Linked DNA regions of Homo sapiens: region 2 is linked to region 1. Evidence: chromatin loops called from intact Hi-C (ENCODE). Cell type or tissue: endothelial cell of umbilical vein. All regions are shown on one strand. Each heading gives the region's core, and the rest is flanking DNA. Links, peaks and the distances in the headings are about the cores only.

Region 1 (7,744 bases), core at 1,282-5,281:
TAGAAGCTTACGCCTATAATCTCAGCACTTTGAGAGGCCAAGGTGGGAGGACTGTTTGAGCCCAGGAGTTTGAAATCACCCTGGGCAACACGACTAAATCCCATCTCTGCAAAAATACAAAAAATTAGCCAGGCATGGTGGTGCGCACGTGTGGTCCCAGAGACTCAGGGAGGTTGAGGTGGGAGGATCACTTGAGCCTGGGAGGTCAAGGCTGCAGTGAGCCGCAATCACACCACTACACTCCAGCCTGGGCGACAGAGTGAGACCCTGTCCCACAACATAAATAAATAAAGTTTAAGAAGGAAGGTAAATTCACATGGCAAAAACTCACTTGACTAAAAATGGGAACAAGACAGGCGTATTCTCAGAGCTCCCAGCAGGGCTCCAAGAAGCAGCTGCAAGGGGCGTGGCCGCAGTGGCTACGGGAAGGGACCAAGGCCCACCTGGTCAATGGAATCCCACATGTACAGCTCCCCCTGTTGCTTGTGTTCGTCCTTCTTGTCCTCCATGTTGACATCCACATCGCCTCGGGGGCCCAGCTTCTTATGCTGAGGGGAAAACATATACATAGGCTGTCTCCATGGAGACCCAAGTTTAGGCCTTTGAGCCAGCAGCCTTCATCTGCCTCTTCCCAGGCAGGGCCTTTGCACTGCCTGTTCTTGCTGCCTGGCTTCCCTCTTAGTCTGTTCAGCTCTGCCCTCCAGGTTACCCTGAACGAGGAGGAGGAGCTTTCCTTACAGCTTCATCTAAAAATTGCCCATACTGGTCAGGCGCAGTGGCTCACACCTATAAGCCCAGCACTTTGGGAGGCTGAAGCAGACAGATCACTTGAGCTCAGGAGTTCTAGACCAGCCTGGCCAACATGGCAAAACCCTGTATCTACAAAAATAAAAAAATTAGCCGGGCATGGTGGCACGCGCCTGTAATCCCAGCTACTCAGGAGGCTGAGACAGTAAGATTGCTTGAACCTGGGAAGTGGAGGTTGCAGTGAGCTGAGACTGCACCACTGCACTCCAGCCTGGGCAACAGAGTGAGACTCTGTCCCAGTAAAAAATAAATAAGTAAAAATAGCCCACACTCCCCTTCCTATCCTGCCACTCTCTAGCCCCAAGCCTGCTTTATTCCTCTCACTTGTCTAGCCCTACACACACCATGTGTTTGTCTTCTGTCCTCACTGCTAGAATATAAACCCCATGAGGGCAGGGATGTTGTTTTGCTTCCTGTTGAGTCTCCTGTGCTAGAAGAGCACTTAGCAGACAGTAAGTGCTCTGTTGATACTCGGTGAATAAACAACAACACCACCTGTGCCCAGCCTTCTCTAGCACACAGAGGGAAAGGCAGGCCGCAGTCCAGAGGGAACAGGCTGGGCAGGGTGGCGGGGGACCCAATGGGGATTAGACTAAGGCGACCGGGGTGCAAACAGCACTGCAGCTATTCTACCAGCTGTGTGACCCCGGGCAAGTGGCTGCACTTCTCTGAGCCTCAGGCTTCTCATCTGCAAGATTAAGACAGTGATGACACCTGGACTCCCACGCAGGCAAGCGTCTGTAAGTTGAGGGTCATGTAACCTGGTGAAGGAGCTCAGGATAGGGGGTCAGATCCAGATTTGAATTCAGGGCCTATTACCTTACTGGCCATGTGACCTTGGCTGAGTCATCATCAGAGTCTCAGTAATCTGTCTCGTAAAATCGGGACGTGGCAGCCCCTGTGGGATCCCGTAAGTCAAAGAACGTGAAAGATAAGTGTCAACAGTGAAGCAGGACCTCAGTGTCCCTTGTGAATGGCAGCATGATACAGGCATGGGAAAACAGGCTCTGAGGGCAGACCACCTTGGCCTTGAATAATTTCCTCAGCAAATACTAAATGTGTGACCCTGGCTGAGCTATTTAACCTCTGAATCTCAATGTCCACATCTGTAAAGTGGGCAAGGGCTGAGGTTATTCGTCCTGCAGTGTCTTGACAAGACTGAATAAGAAGATACATATGACCACGCCTAGCCAAGTGCATGGTACAAAGTGACCGTGTGGCCAACGCTATTTCCACCTCATTTCTTGAAATAGAAAGAAGTGGGCCACAGCGTATCAGGTGTGGGGCAGAGGGTGCTCTAAAAGGGGCCTTCAGTACTTTGCATCTTAGAACAAGAGCTGAAAACTCCCTGGGAACAGGCAGCAAGCCATCCTAATGGAAACAGAAGGAATGAGCTGGGAACAGGGAAGAGCACATGCAACCAGGCTGCCCCGAAGACTCACCAACTAGGTGCCTGAGAAGCCATGGACCCTCCATGGCCGAGCTCCCTCCACCCCTTATCCTGCCTTCACCGTGCTGGAAGCATCCCTTGGCATCTCCGAAACAACTGCCTGGGTGCAAACAGTGCTGCAGCTATTTTGTTAACTTGTGACCCCAGCCAGGTGGCTGCACTTCTCCAGGCCTCACACTTCTCATCTGCAAGACTAAGACAATGACAGCTGATCTCCCGCTTAGGCAAACATCTGTACCTTAAGGGTCACAGTCTTGGCCAAACACTCCCCGTGCACTGATGCTCTTACCCATGGGGGCACCAACATCCCCTCCTCTGGTTGTGCTTGGCCAAAGCTCCTTGCACTGTTTGGTGTTTCTCTGTTGACGGGTTTGTCTCCCTACCAAACCACGACTTCCTGGAACATAAGGATTGTGTCCAATGTATCTTGGTGGCCCAGTGATAATATAGGGTACATGCCACGTGTTGACACCACCACACCCTTGTGTGTCCTATTGTCCCAACCTGGAAGGACATCCCCCTTCTCTGCCTACTGCTATGGTCTGAATGTCTGTGTCCTCCCAAAATTTATATGTTGAAACCTAATCCCCAATGTAATGGTATTTGGAGATGGTAGCTTTGGAAGGTAATATGGTTTGGCTGTGTCCCCACCCAAATCTCACCTTGAATTGCAGCTCCTATAATTCCCACGTGTCATAGGAGGAACCCAGTGGGAGGTAATTGAATCATGGGGGCGGGCCTTTCACGTGCTGTTCTTGTGATAGTGAACACATCTCATGAGATCTGGTTTTATAAATGGGAGTTTCCCTGAACAAGCTCTCTTGCCTGCCACCATGTAAGATGTGACTTTGCTCCTCCTTTGCCTTCTGACATGATTGTGAGGCCTCCCCAGCCATATGGAACTGTGAGTCCATTAAACCTCTTTCCTTTATAAATTACCCAGTCTTGGGTATGTCTTTATGAGCAGTGTGAGAATGGGTAACACAGAAGGTGATTAGGTCATGAGGGTAGAGTCCTCATGAACGGGAATGAGGGTAGAGCTTTTATGAATGGGAATGAGGGTAGAGCTCTCATAAGTGGGAATGAGAGTAGAGCTCCAGTGAATGGGAATGAGGGTAGAGCTCTCAACAATGGGAATGGTGCCCTTATAAAAGAGGCCAAAGATATCTCCATGTCCCAGATGGTTATTTATAAATAAATAAATATTTAAAAATAAAAGAGGTCCCAGAGAGCTGCCTCACCCTTTCCACCATGTGAGGACACAACTAGAAGTCGGCAGCCTACAACTTGGAAGAGGACTCTCATACCAGCACCCTGACCTTGAACTTCCAGCCTCCAGAACCGTGAGAAATCAGTTCCTGTTGTTTATAACCCACCCAGCTTAGGGTATTTTGTGATAGCTGCAGGAACAGACTGAAATACCTAGGAAACAGCTGTTTGTCCTTCCCCATGAGCTCGTGGAATGTCAACAAAATTCACACTCGCTCCTTCCATGAAAGGCTGCCCCGCTAGGGACTTCAGATTCCACAGTCCTTGCAGGTAACGTGACTAAGCTCTCATGCACAGAACAGTAGAGAAAAGGACGGGACAGCTGACTTGCTTACCAGAAACCATTTGCCCTGGACACCCTTGGACTTCCCGTGCTCTGAGCTGGAACTCGGATGTGCCTGAGACCAAGCGTCCACCACATAAACAAGGACAAAGCAAAGTCCCTTCACCGTTTTTGTGTAATGAGCTCCTTCAAAATCTGGGGAAAGCTACAGACCCTTTTCTCAGAATAATAATGCATAAAATTACAAAGGAAACTCAATTATATTGAAACATGATTAAGATATTAAATAAATATTTGCAATACACTAAAAGATGGGTTTCTTCATTAACATCTTAAATAAGATCTAGAGGCAGACCTAATAACCTCCATAATTCCAAAGTGATGACGAGCACAACATTATTTTGAAATATTTGCAATAACTGTAAACGGGATATGAAAACACTCATGACTTCTGCTGGTGACAGAGCCCGCAAGTGGCTTGCTGCCAATGTTCACAATGGAAGGAAGTATTAAGTTTTATGTACAGGTTAAACAAATAAAGATGTAATTTTTTTTCTGTTGAAGTTCACGTGCCCCTCTGATTCTAACCGTGGATTCTTCGGGGGTCTGTGAAACCCCAGTTGAAAACTGCTGCCCTGAGAGATGCTAGAGCAGAATGCGGGGGCCCCGGGTCCCTGAGTCACCTTGTGGGCTAGAGCTCAAAACTCACAGAACATTCTCCCTCGCATGGGGAAGAAATAAACTCTTCTGTGCTTTAAGCCACGGCATATATGGTCTCTTTATCCTAATAATTCAAAAATCCAAATGTTACCATGGCATCCCTAGGCACAGATATAATCACCCATCTCCCCTGCAGTGCTGGGAACATCAGCTCTATTGCTGCACTCAGCCTTTTCTAGCAACTGCCCGCCTCCCACACAACTGGAAGCTGCAATCACAGGAACAGCACCCAGGTCGCTGGACACCTCCAGCACCTCGCATGGGGCTGTCTCCGAGAGAGGATGGGGAAGGTTCACCAATGAACAAATGAACTATAACAGGTTAGCACTTAACGTAGCACCAACCACATGACAGGCGCAGTTGCACGCATTCTGCACGCCTTCCCTCACATCATGCTCCCAGCAAGCTAGCCAGATGAGTTCCAGTATTATCTCCCCCAGAGACTGGTGACAACAGAGGCTCCCAAAGGTTAATGACTTTGCCTAAGGTCACAGTGTTAGTAAGGAGAGCAGATTTGAGCCTGTGCAGTGGGACCTGGAGCAGGCCCAGTAGGACATAGAACTTGGTGAACGGGACCCAGAGCCGGGGAACCGAGCCACTGGGCTCCCTGGACAGCCAACAGCAGCACCCGGGGTGCCTACCTTGATGATGATCTTCTCCCGCAGCTGGCTGGGCGAGGGCAGCTGGTCAGCACTGGCCTCCGTGGGCTTCGTCAACAGCAGGTCGCCAAATACTTCCTTGAAGGCCTTGGCCATGTGACGCTGTTGCTCCACGCTGCAGTGCTCCTCGATGGACAGGATCACTGGGAAGCTGCAGGCAGAAGAGGGTGGGCAGCTCGGCAGGGGGAGCACACACCTCTGCATCTGCCCCACAGAGGGGCCAGGGCAGCTCCCTGGGACGACAGAAACCGGGCGCTGCTCGGGGGGCACAACCCCCACATCTGCCCTCCCAGAAGGAGAGGACCTCATCCTGGGTGTGAAGGCACAAGTCTTGGGACTCAGAACAGCTGCGATCTGATTCAGGAGCTTCCCCATACCCCAGAATGCACCTTTTCTCTGTATTTTTTTCCATCTATTCATATCTTTAAACTTACAGAAAAAAGTCTCTAATCTTTTTTTCAAGTTCAAACCTACAGAAAAGATGAACAGACAGCACAATAAGCACCCATGTGTGCTTCACCCAGGGTCACCAACAGGGACGCTGTTCCACGTGTGCATCCACCTACTTTAGTATGTTTATTACTTCCTCTATTTATAAAGTATATTGGTTTTATATATTCTCATTCATATGCACACATATGTAATTTGCATGTGTGCATGCATACATTTATTATTTGTATGTGTATATATGTATATTTCTATAAGGTGTCTGTGTATTTATAGATCATTTGTGTGTATCTGTAGTTGATTTTTCTTATCTATTGGGGTTATGGTTCATAAAGTCACCACCAACACTGATTGGCAAATACCTGAGCCATTGCTCCTAAGGGGAAATACAGGATCAGGGCCTTTTGAGCGTGTGGTCACAACATTTTCCTCAATGAATCAATATCTGACGTTGTTTTATGTGTGTTTCTGTTTAAAGACACCTGATTTGGTATATATTATTGACTGACACTGGGCTCACAGCCAGCATCACTGTAATTCGTGCCTGAACCAAGCGTATCTGACACAGGTGTTTTCTCCATCGGGCACATCACAGCCTTCTCCTGCTCAGGAACACCAGGCAGCCCTCACCACTGTGCTTCGGGCCATTTGAACAGCAAGATCACCAAGAAAAAGCTCAAAAACAGGAAAAACATGGCAGTCAACAGATGGTGAGGACACTTGTTGAAGCTTTCACGCTGTAGACCAGGAAGGGGAGCGCTGCTTTGCTCACCCTCAGCTGAACACGTGTGCATCGCATGAGTCTCATTTCCCACACTTTGTGCGTGTCTCAGAATGACCTCAGAGTGCTTTGAGATTTGATTTGGGGTTACAAGTCAATTTTAGCAAGTAGAATCCACCAATAAGGATCACCTGTATCCTTCTATATCATGTGAACGTGTATGTATAAATTCACATATCATTAGTACATGTATATACATATATACGTATATATACACACATATATATTTATGTGTGTGTGTGTGTATATATATATATATATATACACACATACTCCTCCTGAGGCAGGAGAAAAGTCATTTATTTATGTATTTATTTATTTTATTTTATTTATTTATTTTTCTTTTGGAAATGGAGTTTCACTCATTGCCCGGGATGGAGTGCAATGGCGTGACCTCAGCTCATTGCAACCTCCGCCTCCCAAGTTCAAGCAATTCTCCTGCCTCAGCCTCCTGAGTAGCTGAGATTACAGGTATCTGCCAGCATGCCCAGTTAATTTTTTGTATTTTTACTAAAGATAGGGTTTCACCATGTTGGCCAGGCTGCTGGTCTCAAACTCCTGAATTCAGTTGATCCACCCGCCTCAGCCTCCGAAAGTGCTGGGATTACAGGCGTGAGCCACTGTGCCCAGCCTATATTTGTATTTCATTTATACACATATTTACGTTTCCTCCTGAACCATCTGAAATAAGGCGCAGACATCCCCCACAGGTATCTCTTAAGAACATCCCCTGACATCACCACACCATATCACCTCAGGAAACTATCTTTAAATAATGATCATTAGACATACTGATCATTAGACATACTCAAATTTCCCCAGTTATCCAAGAAATATACTGTATAGATGGAGTTTTTCCCACCAAGAATCCATCTGAGGCTTGTGCATGGCATTTACTATGAAACAAAATTATTCTAAAGGCAGCTATGTCACTTCCATAAATAGGAAATCACGTCACTCAATAGAAATGAAGGCAAATGTGAAAATAAAGTGACGATGATAAAAATAAAATCCTTAACCATGTTCCAGCTCAAGTAAATCATAGCCTCATCACTCCTGGGAAGCGTGGACCCAGCTCACTCCCCGATCCTGATCCACACACCCTTACTAGAACATAACAGCTAAAAAGCTTTTACAACAAAGGCTACCTAGTAAGTTGGTATCAAAATGTAACTGACAGCAAAATCTGAACCATTCGAATGAACGCTGCTTGCAATCATTTTCTTAAATCCCTCTTAATACCAATAAGGATGGCTTTTGCTGCCAAAACATTAATGCATTAATGTTTGATTACAGAGTTCTAGCCCTATAGGTGTTAGATGATTCCA
Region 2 (7,744 bases), core at 2,232-6,231, 290 kb before region 1:
ACAATGGAATATTGTTCAGCCATAAAAAAGGATAAAATACCGATACATGCTATAACATAGATGAACCACAAAAACCTCATGCTGCGTGAAAGAAGCAAGTCACTAAGGGTTACATATTGCATAATTCCATTTAAATGAAAGCTCCAGAATATGTAAGTTCATGGACATAGAAAGCAGGCTAATGAGTTTCCAGGGGTTTGAGTGACAGGGAGTAGGAGTATGATGGAGCATAATGGGTACGAGCTTTCCTTTCTGGGTGACGAAATGTCTCGGAACTAGATAGAGATGGTGGTTATACAATATATGAATGCACTTAATGCCACTGAATTGTACACTTTAAAGTGGTTAATGGTTAATTTTATGTTATGTGAATTTTACTTCAATTAAGAAAAATAAGCTGGGCCAGGTGCAGTGGTTCACGCCTGCAGTCCCAGCACTTTCGGAGGCCAAGGTGATAGAATCACTTGATGCCAGGAGTTTGAGAACAGCCTGGCCAACATGGTGAAACCTCGTCTCTCCAAAAATATACAAAAATGAGCCAGGTGTGGTGGAGCACGCCTGTAATCCCAACTACTCCAGAGGCTGGGGCAGAAGAATCGCTTGAACCTGGAAGGCAGAAGTTGCAGTGAGCGGAGATTATGCCACTGTACTCCAGCCTGGACGACGGAGTGAGATTCTGTCTCAAAAAAAGAAAAAAAAAAAAGAAGAAGCTGGTAGAAAATACCTCCCCTTTGAATGAACCCATTGTTGGAGGCTTCCTCCATTTTATGGAGAGAGAAGCTGCAGTTAAAGCAGAACCAGGGCCTCTCCCAACTTACAGTCAAAATGTCACTGACAGTCCCTGCCTGGCTCTGTCGTAGGAAAGTTATCCCTTGTGACTCCTAGATCTTCCTTAGCTTTCTCCCTCCCTCCCACAGAATGTAAACTCTGGGAGGTCAGAAATTGGGTCTATCCTGCTCAGCTGCCATTTCCCAGCACCTAGCATGGTGCCTGATGTGGTGTATGACTACTGTGCCCTCTGATCCATTCTCCACACTGTAATAGGTGATCTCTTCAAAGAGAGAATTTTCTTGGGTCCCCTTCCTTCCATTTTCAACCCTAATGGCTTCACTGGCTCTAGAATGAAGACCAACGTTTTGCCCTGAGCCATAAGCTAAGCGTAATCTGGCTCATGCCCAGCTCACCTTGAATCTGCCCACCTCTATGACCCAGGCCCGTGACCTACTTTCAGCGAAGGTCACCACACTTCCTCCAGTGATGCAGCCTTTCCATGTGCTACCCCTCTGTCTCCCTTCACTTCAGCCTAATTAACTCTTACTCATCCTTCATTTCTGTGCCAAAGACTGTCCCCTCTGCCCACCAGCATCCATTCTTATCTTCCTTTTAAATAGAACTCCCACGCACCTAGCTATCACCACTAACAACATCTTCTGGCCTACTTTGTAGCTAGGTGTGGTCATGTGACTAAATTCTGGCCAAGAAACAATGATGTGTACAGCTGCCAAGTCACCTCTTGAAAGCCATTTCTTTCTCCCCTCCTTCTGGCTCAAAATGATATCCACAGAGGTAGGATTGGAAGCCAGATGTTGAAGATGGCAGAGCTGCCTACCAACCCTGAACTGCTCACCTCTGTCATATAAAAGAGAAAGAAATTTACATCTTATTGAAGCCATGACAATGTAGCATCTTTGTGACAGAGCTTAGCTTGTATCATAACTAATCTATACCTTACCTCAACCGAATCATATCAAAGCCTTTCCCTGTCCAGTGTAATCAGTCTGATCAGTCTGACTCTTCCTATTATGTGTTCTCAAGCCACCATAGACCTCTTATTTCTATCACTGTGTGTGTGGGGAGAGGAGGGGAGAAAGAGAGACAGAGACAGAGAAAATTTTTAACTCCTGCCCCTCTCCTCTAGATTATAAGTCCCCCAAAGGCAGAGGTCACATCTACCTAATTGACCGTGCCAATCCCAGCACACAAGCCCCAGGCCGCGTCTGGCACACAGTAGGTGTTCTATTACGCTTAATTCATTAAATATTTAAACAATACCATCTCTGTAAATAGGAAGAAGATGATATACATTCTTAAGTAAAGCCCATAACTAGTGCTGAAAGGAAAAAATTCCACTGAATAACTTTGGAGAAAGTGGCCTTGCTTCATCTGTGCTCTTGGTGAAGATAAGTCCTTGCTAGGTCATAAATAGCCATGAAATGAGATTGCACTTTGACTGATTCCCTTTTATTATTTTTACTATTATTTAGAACCATCCCAAATAATACAGTTACAGCCCAGCAGCGTCCTTCCCTTCAAATATAACTGTCATTCCTGTAGGGTAAGTTTCAGAAATGTTTATATATTATCAAAATTAAGTTTCAAAATGAGCTACAGTATCTGGGAAAGGGGGATAATAATATTTCACAGAAACTAATTGGAAACTTGTTTTGAAATAAAGTAGTTATTATTTCCATCATGGAGAGATGAAAGCAGAGAGATTTTCTTTTATCTCACCCAGGCTAGTATCTTACATTATTTATTCAAACTAAAATTAAAACCTGGACAAATCCTACTGCGGCATTGCATACCAGTTAGAGATTATTCTTCTGGAAATGAACTTTTTTCACAAATTTCATTATGAAGTTCCAAACGACTATTATTAAAGTGTAACATATAAAACTAAATTGTCTTTCCTTTTTCTGGCCATGTGCAAGATTCACTTTCCTATGCAGTATGATTCTTTTCTTCTGAACTTGGCAGCATGTTGTCTACTGGCCACGGCCCAAGCATCCAGAGAATCACACAAAACCTGCTCCACCGTCCCGCTGACCTCCCTGCCGACAGGCTTGCTGGGTTCTCCACCAAAGTCCTGGGGACCCCCTCAATGCCATTGTATTGCCCCACCCCTTGCATCCCAAGGAACAAACATCAAGAAATGTTCACCTGGTGACTTTGTCAAGACTTGAACTTTTTTCTACAGACTCAAACTCATGCAAACTCACTACCTGCAAAAAGTGCCTGGAGTGTAGTGTTAACCTACTTTCAGATTTCTGAATCCTTAACTCTGAAGCTCTTTCTCACCTATCCCCCAGGCTTTCCCACATCCTGCTCACTTGGCCTGGAATGTTCTTCCTTGTTCCTTGATTGCCTAACTCCAACTTGTCCTTCAGCTCTCAGCTTCGACGTAATTTCCTCCAGAAATATTCCCCTAACCTCACTCCCAGCTACTGGGTCAGGTATGGCCTATGTGTTGCCATGATACCCTGTACCACTTAGCACTTGCAACTTTTTATTTATTATTATTATTACTATTATTATTATTATTATTACTATTATTATTATTACTATTAATCTTAGAGATGGTCTCTCACTCTGTTGCCCAGGCTGGAGTTCAGTGATGTAATCATAGCTCACTGCAGCCTCAAATCCCTGGGCTTAAGCAATCTTCTGGCCTCAGCCTCCCAGGTTGCTGGGACTACAGGCCCTCGCTATCATACCCAGCTAATTTTTTATGTTATGTATTTATTTTTTGTACAGACAATGTCTTGCTCTGTTGCCCAGGCTGGTCTCAAATTCCTGGCCTCGAGTGATCCTCCTTCCTCAGCCTCCTAAGGCACTAACATTACAAGCATGAGCCACTGCACCTGGCCTACAACTTTTTAATTTGCTCCACCTCCTTCTGAATTGTAAGCCCCAGGAGGGCGGGAGTTAGGTTGTCTTGCCCCCCGCCCCCACTCTATCTTCAATACCCAGCACAGTGATGGGCACAAAGCAATTGATCAATACATGTTTCATTCATTTTTGATTTAGATTCAACTCTGATATCTGGCCCCTGGAAAAAACAATCCCTAATCTGCATCCCAAAGAATACTATCTTCAGGCTTTCCTGGCATTAACTCTGTGGCTCACCACCAGAGTTCTCTCTGGTTCTTCATCTTGAGAACTAATGTCTCCTCTGCTCATTTCCTTCTACCCTTGGAAGGTCCTGCCTAGTGCATCCAGGGTCTTCTCTTCTGGTCAATTAGTTTGAATTATGCTCATTAACTAGTTATTAAATCTGGCCCTATTTTTTGGGTCATTTGCATCGATATGCCATCTCCTGTACATCCAGGCCATCGTTTATCTTTCCACCCTCCAGTCTACTCTAGTTCTCTCTGGCTTAAAAAGGATTTAAGCCTGGTTTATACTCCTTAAGAGGAGACAAAGGATGTCTCTAGCTACTGGATGGTTGTTGCACAGACAAAACTTTAGACATTTCCTACCTTCGTTTCTTTCCATCTATATGACCTCTGCTCTTGATCCTGCTCAAACTTTCTCTTTTCCCCAAGCCAATGAGATTCCTCCATCTTCCAAGTAATAAAAAAGCCTCACACTCTATCCACAGAAAGAAAGTCATTTTCCAATCAGCTCTGTTTAGCTTTTGCCTCTGCCTGCATGCTGCCAGCAGCTCCTTTTTCATCACAGCTTCCTAGATTTATGTTTTGTTTGTTTGTCTGTCTGTTTGCTTAACTATGATGAAAGGTGGAAAAAGGGCAGGTTTTCCCAGAGGGAAGTCAATCAGATCCTTTTTTCACAGGTTGCCTAAAGACTGTCAGATCAATTAAACAATTCATCTCTCAGATGTATTCAGCTGAAGAATTTGTCCCTGGGTATTTGTACTAGAACATATTGAAACCAAGTCAAAACATCATATTATCTAACAGGAAATTCTTCTGACGTATATGGTAAAAGGGAATTGAAAGCATTGTTTCCAAATCAACCCCCAAGACATAAATTTGGCCAAACATTAGTCCAGCATGGTGCAATGAACTCCTCTCATGATTTTACACTTTGCTTTACTTTCTTTCCAATAGAACTCTGTGTGTTTTGGGTAAACACACGAAGAAGTGACATGAAACAGAAGTTGGAATCATTATGGTTAACCTGAGCATGTTGGAAACCAAGGATCAGCAGAATGTTATTATACACAACCCATAAATTGGAGTGAATGGTAAAACTAGAACAAGCATGAACTACTTACATTGCAAAATAGGCAGCAAAGTCTGGACAAAGACACCAACAATTTCCAAATAACCAATAGCTGATTGATGGTTAATATCTATGACACTAAAAATCCATATTTTCCTCTCCAGAGCATGGCCTCAGTGATGTTTGATTTTGATTGACTCATAGGGATAAATTGTTCAACTGGTCCAGACTGTCTTGGTTCACATCTTGGTTACATGTAAAGAAAGGAGCTAATGACTATCGCTTACCTTCACTCTTCTTGTTTGCACCATTTGAGGTACGAGCAGATCAATAAATAATAGCTCTCTCTTCCCTTCTCAAGTTAAGAACCTATCGAGAAACAAGACACAGAAGACAGACACATAGAGATCAAAATATCAGCTTTATTATTATAACTGATAAGACTAAGAGAATTTCGCTGGAGAATTGAGAACAAATGGACTTGCTAATACTCCTTAATTAGTCACATTTACCCACCAGTCCAAGGCATCCCTCCAGTACTCTAGGGCCCTCCCTACACAGGCTGTGGCTGCTTCTGTAAGTTTCTGACATATGTCAGTGTCCTGGAAATAGGAGAGGTCCAAGAAAGACAGTTAAGCAGATTTACTTCCTTCTTCAATCAAAGGCCAGGAGGGTCGGGCACCATGGCTCATGTCTGTAATCCCAACACTTTGGGAAGCCAAGGTGGGCAGATCACCTGAGGTCAGGAGTTCAAGACAAGCCTGGCCAACATGGTGAAACCCGATCTCTACTAAAAATACAAAATTAGCCAGGCATGGTGGCGCATGCCTGTATTCCCAGCTGGTGTGTGCCTGTATTCGCAGCTGGTGTGTGCCTGTAGTCCCAGCTACTCGAGAAGCTGAGGCAGGAGAATGGCTTGAACCCAGGAGGCAGAGGTTGCAGTGAGCTGAGATTGTGCCACTGCACTCCAGCCTGGGCGACAGAGGAAAACTCAGTCTCAAACAAACAAACAACACCAAAAACAAACAAACAAACAAAGAAGGCCAGGAATGTGACGATGGCTGTTACACCAAAGGCAATTCACTACGAAAACGTAAGTACACAGGCACTCCATACAGCAACCAATTAAATTCTATCAAATGTCCCACCAACAGCTATCATATGGTCCAAAGGTCGATAAGCTGAGGATTCCCTAAGTGATTCAAATTTACCTTGTAATACAGATATGAAACAAAATTTTAGGATTCCCATGAGGTTTTATAGATTTGTTTGGCCTTATGTGGGACAAAGGTAAGTTTTTCCTTAAGCACTCGAACTAAGCCAGAACGCTTGAAAATGGGTATGTTGCTTATTTGGGTTCTCTGATTAAGAAGACAATTCTTTCATCTATGCCTTCCAGAGCCCCCCAGACAAGCTCAGATCTATTTATGGCTTCTATTAGTTAGAGCAAGAATATTGTAAAGTCTCTGTTCTGTTTCAAACCAGACTTGGCTGAGAGCCTTTGTAAAATGCATCCATTCACTTTGCTCCCGCCATGAGTACATTAAATGCAATTTCATATTTCTTTGATGATTTATGCTCTTTGAGAGCCTCACATCATCATTTACATCAATGCTCACTGTTTGGGCCTAAATACACAGAGATAGAATATACAAACAATTGGATTAAGTGTGTCCTAACCATAAGACAAACTGTGGCTGACCAGGAAGACCTCTGAAATATACATATGAAAGATGATAGGAATACATTAAAAAATGATGATGGTGGTGGTGATTAGCACTTACTATGTGCCAGACACTCTTCTAAGCCCTTTATGTACATTCAATCATTTACTTTTAAATTTTTTTTTTTTTTTTTTTTTTTTGGAGTCAGAGTCTCCTTTTGTCATCCGGGCTAGAGTGCAGTGGCACGATCTCGGCTCACTGCAACCTCTGCCTCCCGGGTTCAAATGATTCTTATGTCTCAGCCTCCTGACTAGCTGGGACTACAGGCGCACGGCACCAAACTTGGCTAATTTTTGTATTTTTACTACAGACCGCATTTCGCCATGTTGGCCAGGCTGGCCTTGAGCTACTGACCTCAGGTGATCCACCTGCCTCAGCCTCCCAGAGTGCTGGGATTACAGGTGTGAGCAATCGTGCCTGGCCTCAAGTCCTTAAGTATTATTACCTCCATTTTATAGATAAGGCCAACTCAGGTTCATGGAAGTGAACTAACTTGCCCATGCTATAGGAAGTGAACCGCCAGGATTTGACCATGGATGGTGTGGTTATAGAGCCTTCATGTAAAGCCACAAACTGAAGCAAGGGAAAATATGTATTGAACTGAATCAACAAGATGGGAGAATTCATCCCTCAGTAAGTTGAAGTGAAATATGCTTAAGCCTTCATCCGCAAACTCAGAAACATACGCATGCACACACACACAAACACACATCCCTCTTATCAGCTACAATCAAAGTAAAAAGATAAACCTAAAAATCACAGACTCACTGCTTGGGGCAGAAGATATAACATTAACAAATAACAAAGAGAAAGTCATATATCTCCACTCCTGTTGTATTTCCACCTTCTTTATCAGGGACAATGATCTTTAAACCCAGGAGAGTTGAATAAATGTAGTTTAGAAGGAACTGAAGTATGAGATAGGTAAGGTGATAGCAGGAGACCATCTTGTTGTTTTAAATGAGTTTTTGTCTCCAGGCCTAAACAAATTACGTCCTGGAGTATGAAGAGCCTTTGCAGATGAAATCTAAGAGTCACTGTCAGTAATCTTTACA

What was found. A loop is a pair of places that touch in the nucleus more often than their neighbours do. Peaks named below come from ENCODE experiments on the same cell type or tissue, not always from the same donor. Only the 100,000 strongest peaks of a DNase experiment are listed, where the experiment ranks them.
Region 2: it touches region 1 in a loop (10-fold over the local background); 1 of 110 quality-filtered maps calls a loop at or near these places.

The regions. Positions count from the first base shown.
Region 1 is chr16:81,898,207-81,905,950 of GRCh38, reverse strand. PLCG2 (phospholipase C gamma 2) reads right to left here. Exons shown (of 33, transcript NM_002661.5): 14 at 5,171-5,339; 15 at 444-548. Among named protein-coding and RNA genes, the nearest start is that of SDR42E1, 110 kb to the left of the region's middle. RefSeq lists an enhancer at 5,272-5,773. In endothelial cell of umbilical vein, for the core only: no CTCF peak of the experiment used is centred there; DNase peaks (open chromatin) are centred at 3,600 and 4,270; H3K27ac peaks cover 2,471 bases.
Region 2 is chr16:82,193,118-82,200,861 of GRCh38, reverse strand. No RefSeq gene overlaps it. Among named protein-coding and RNA genes, the nearest start is that of MPHOSPH6, 27 kb to the right of the region's middle. In endothelial cell of umbilical vein, for the core only: no CTCF peak of the experiment used is centred there; a DNase peak (open chromatin) is centred at 4,651; H3K27ac peaks cover 1,883 bases.